Linked DNA regions of Homo sapiens: region 1 is linked to region 2. Evidence: chromatin loops called from intact Hi-C (ENCODE). Cell type or tissue: endothelial cell of umbilical vein. All regions are shown on one strand.

The links. A loop is a pair of places that touch in the nucleus more often than their neighbours do. Peaks named below come from ENCODE experiments on the same cell type or tissue, not always from the same donor. Only the 100,000 strongest peaks of a DNase experiment are listed, where the experiment ranks them.
Region 1: a loop joins it to region 2, with 3 times the contacts of the local background. A loop is called at or near these places in 2 of 110 quality-filtered maps.

The regions. Positions count from the first base shown.
Region 1 is chr1:75,521,497-75,523,996 of GRCh38, forward strand. All of the region lies in intron 2 of SLC44A5 (solute carrier family 44 member 5), which reads right to left. It also overlaps the pseudogene LOC100422213. Among named protein-coding and RNA genes, the nearest start is that of SLC44A5, 88 kb to the right of the region's middle. In endothelial cell of umbilical vein, no CTCF peak of the experiment used is centred here; a DNase peak (open chromatin) is centred at 1,045; H3K27ac peaks cover 1,440 bases.
Region 2 is chr1:75,264,885-75,267,384 of GRCh38, forward strand. The region is part of intron 6 of SLC44A5 (solute carrier family 44 member 5); the gene reads right to left. Among named protein-coding and RNA genes, the nearest start is that of LHX8, 130 kb to the left of the region's middle. In endothelial cell of umbilical vein, a CTCF peak has its summit at 996 (motif pointing right); a DNase peak (open chromatin) is centred at 1,037.

The sequences.
Region 1 (2,500 bases), 260 kb after region 2:
GTGAAAACAGTTTAAAAACCATAGAGTACTACAAAACATAAAGGAGAATTTGAATTTAAAAACAGGTTAAGATAATGGAGGCTCCCAGTGTCATCTGGTCCCAGGCTGATGCTTGACAGGTAAAACTGGAATTTGCTGCCCCAAACTATAGTAATTCTCCGGAATTTTTTGCTTTGCTTGTGCAGAGAAAAGGAATACACCAAAAAGGTAGAAGCTCAAATATAGGAGGTGCTGCCGTACTGCTGTGGTCTGAGTGAATAGGTGCCCCTTTAAGTTACAAATGTCACTTGCCTACATCCTGGACTCCTCCACATTCTAATGAGAGTATTGGGACAGACATCACATGAGGCTTAATCTGGAAGAACTAGAAAAAAAACAATGCACGCAGTGTACAAGTCATCAGGGGCCCTCGTTTAGCCAGCAGCATCCTTTTCTGGTCTTTGGGTTTCACAAAATAATAGAGGAAAAAGACATACTCTGAAGAAATCCCAAAACAGGAAGAGAAGGAGCAGGAGGAGAGGAAGCACAACACTCACAGTGCCCAGGAAAGTGGTGATGGTGAAGAAGTTGTTTAAAAGAGCTCAGATATCTCCCCTGCAAAAGCAACTGCCTGAGGAGTCTACAGCAGGTGAATAGTTTTCAAGGTCTTTTAATTTGGATAAAATGACCAAAGAGGAGGAGGATGCTTGTGACTTTAGTACAAACGACATGTAACAGAACCTGGTTTCTTAATGTTTTGAGCAAACTGCTGGAGTGTTCTATGTGTATAATGCACCAGTGTGTTATGGCATGACGTAAACTGTATAAATTTTGTAAATATGTATCATAATATATTCATGAAAACAATCAGGACTTTTTTTTAAAAAAAAAAAAAGAATAAGTTAAGAATAATTGAGAAATCCCTGTATTTGGGATCCAGGTCACTTTTTTCTTTCCTGGTGTAATGTTTTCAAGGGGAAAAGTGATTCAGACATCTTATCTCTCTGCTTTTCCTTTCAAGAGTCTGCCCTGCCAGATTCTTTTTCCCACCCCCTCATCTCTCAGGCATCAACTGGCAGTGCTGGTGGATTAACTCCAGCACAAGAATGTGTGAAAGTTGCTCTTCCCAGTCTGGTCCTCTCCCGACTCTTTAGTCATATGCATAATGGCTTAGAACCTGTCCCCAAACAACCTTGAACTAAACTAGATATGCAGCGCTCTACTTCTGGAGCTTGAAGGACTTTCTTATTATGAACGAACAGCTTTTGAAACAGAAGGAAATGAGAGGGACCAACATTTCTTTCTGTGACTTAAATTGTACTTGCTTCATTTTGGGATGCCTTGGAGTCTGTTCACATCCTGTTCTTTTCTTCTAAGTGTGAGTTCTCAACATAAGGGAAAGCAGAGAGGGCAGCTCTTGAAGGTAGAAAGAAGGAAAGATACTCTGTCTCACTTCATTTGATTCCCCTTAGAGTTCTGCAAAGACTCATTAGCAGAGGGCTAAGATAACCCTAGTACAAGTGCAGCTAGAAATGAATGCATATTTAGCACCTACTATGTGCCAGGACCTAAGTTGCATGTTTCTATTCATTGATTCTACACAACCATACCCCATTTACAAATGATAAAACATAAGAACTACCATGGTAGTTCCCAAATGATTGCCAAGAACTCACTGAAGAGAAAATGCTTCTTTTCCTACTGCTTGCCTGTTTAGCAATGACTAGTGCATGAGAGTAGTACTTACCTGTGCCCTTCAGGTAGCATGTGGATATGACTCTGGGGACAGACAAGCCTAGTTTTAAATTCCTATTGGGTCACTTTTGTTCATATAATCTTGAGCAAGAAATATCTACCATTTCTGTTATGTTAGATCCCCCAGGCTGGAGTGCAGTTGTGTGATCTCAGCCCACTGCAACCTCCACCTCCCACGTTCAAGCCATTCTCCTGCCTCAGCCTCCCCAGTAGCTGGGATTACAGGCACCTAACACCACGCCCAGCTAATTTTTTTTTTTTTTGTATTTTTAATAGAGATGGAGTTTTGCCATGTTGGCCAGGCCAGTCTTGAACTCCTGACCTCAGTTGATCCACCCGCCTCGGCCTCCCAAAGTGTTGGGATTACAGGCGTGAGCCACCATCCCCAGCCTAAACAATTCTTACAACAAAAACACAACAACTTAAGACAAATAAGCTAGATGTGAAGGATGTTGCTGCTATTATTCCTGCACATTTTCCTAAACCAGTGGTTCACGCTTGAGGCAATTTTGCCCCACAGGGGACATTTGACAATATCTGGAGTTGTTGTTGATTGCTACGCCGGAGAGTGGCAATGCTACTGGCATCTAAGAAACAGAGGCCAAGGTTGCTGCTAAATCATACTACAATGCAGACAGCCCTCTTAAAAACAAAGAATTTTCTGGGCCAAAATATTAATAGTGGCAATGTTGAGAAACCCTTCTCCAAGGGAATAAAGTAGGCAAAGTTGAAATCAGATAAATCTGTTAAGACCAATTGATGACAT
Region 2 (2,500 bases):
AAAAAAAGAGAGAAGACCCAAATAAATAAAATCAAAAATAAAAGAGGAGACATTACAACTGATACCACAGAAATGAAAAACGCTATCAGAGACTGTTATGAAAAACTGTACACCAACAAACTAGAAAAATGGATAAATTCATGGACACATATAACCTACCAAGGTTGAATCAAGAAATAGAAAAACCAAACAGACCAATAACAAATAATGAGATTGGATCAGTGATACAAAGTTTCCAAACAAAGAAAAGTTCAGGACCAGATGGTTTCACTGCTGAATTTTACCAGACTTACAGAGAAGAATTAAAACCACTTCTCTTCAAACTATTCCAGAAAATTGGAGAGGAGATAATTCTTTATAAGTCATTCTGTGAGGCCAGCATTACTTTGATACCAAAACCAAACAAGGACATAAAAACAAACAAACAAAAAAACACTATGGGGCAATATCCCTGATAAACATAGATGCAAAAATTCTCAACAGAATACTAGCAAACTGAAAGCATATGCAACTGGGGCAGGGGCTGGGGAGTGAAGAGAGGCTGGTTAATGGGTTAATGGTTAATGGGTACAAACATAGAATTAGATAGAAGGAATACATTTTAATGTTCCATAGCATGGAAAGATGACTATAGGTAGCAACAATGTACTGTACATTTCAAAGCAGCTAGGAGATGGGACTTGAAATGTTCTTAACACATAGAAATGATAAATACTTAGGTGATGAATACACTAAATACCCTGACTTGAATATTACACATTTTATGCATGTAACAAAATATCACATGCACCCCATAGATAGGTACAAATATTACATATTACATATCAGTTTTAAAAAATCTTAAATAGAAGAGCATTGTCCTCTTAATCTTTCTTGTTTCCTTATCTTAACCTCATGGGGCCAGGTATTTCAGTCTTGGTAATGGTGCTACATCAGACAATGTTCAAAGTAATTTCGGCACAACCTTTACAAGCTGAAGTTTTTGTAGTAGCCAGTAGGTGGCATCAAAAATCAATCACGTTCTCTTTTTTTGTGGAAATCTCAAAGAAAAGGTCTGTACCTAAGTGTCATGAGCAACTTTCCCAGAGCTCAAGAGGCAGAGAAAGTTACACACAACAACAAAGCACTCCGTTTTCCTTTGAAGTCGCTGTTTCATCTCTTTGGACACCGTAAAAACCCCTGGTGTTTCTCCTAGAGTCTTTTTGGTTAGATAAAGCACAAAAGGCCAAAAGCCACATCTCAAATATCACACCACCTCTAAACATGGACTTTAGGCTCGGTTATTAAGGAATGTCTTCCAGAGTTGGGAATCAAAGGATTGCTTAAATACATCATGACAATTGTTAAAGTCTAACAGGTAAGTTTCCCCATTTTAGAGCTGCCTAAATTTCTTACACATCCTAACATAGATGCATTTCATTTTGGCATAGAAATACACACACACACACACACACACACACACACACACATTTATTTGTGGTGTTTAAAACATGTAATGATACTTTTACAAGCTATGCTATGTTTAAGATTTTTAGGCCTGGGTTAAACAAGTAAAATGGAAAGCCAAGTTCACTGCAACTGTCTGTGTGTAACCTAAACAGCTTAAGACTTAGGGTTAGAATGTGCTACCTTTGCCATTTAATAGACAGTTGAACCTTAACAAGTATTTTAACCTTTCTGAATTTTAGTTTTCTAAATTTCCAAATAATAGTAATAATAGTCAGACTCACTTAGCAGTGTTGTTGAGGACCTGATCAGATCTTTAAGCTGACCTCCACTTTGGGAGCAAATCATTCTTATCTGTGTTACCCCTTTTTTCTCATTCATTTAACAATGAATTTACTGAGCACATATTGTAATGCCAGACAATGCTGTAGGTTCTGAAGATATGACAGTGAAAAAGACAGAGAATGGCCCTGATCTCAAAGAACTTTGGGCCCAGCCCGGGAAGATAAATGAAGCTAACCAATTAATAACCAGGATAAATTCAGGCAGTGATAAGTATCTAAGACAGTAAATCAAGATCTTGTGCCAGAGACTAGGAAGAGGAATGGTGACGGTGCGTGCGGCTGCTTCAGATGAGATTGTCAGCACTATATTTTAGACTTAAAATAGCACACTGCGCCGAACACAATAGATCGAATCCATAGCTTTCTTGACTTTATCTCTGAAGACCAAGAGACTCTTGAAGAAGAAATCTGTGCCTTATTTGCTCTAGTATATTGCATAGTGACTGGCCCATTGGAGGACCTCAACAACATGAAAGTGCTTTTAGAAGGCCAATGCATGCTTCTCCTACATGACTGTTCTCTCATTTAATTTTTGCTTCATTATCAGGAAATAAAGACTGAGGTAGGTTGTGTTCCATGCCATGGGTCAATGCTAGAGGTAAAGTCAGAATTTGACTCCAGGGTACATATTCTTTTGAGAAAATGTTTATCTGGTTTTTTTTTCTTTTAAAGGGGCTTTAATTATGAAGACAATCTATTGTCTCAGCATA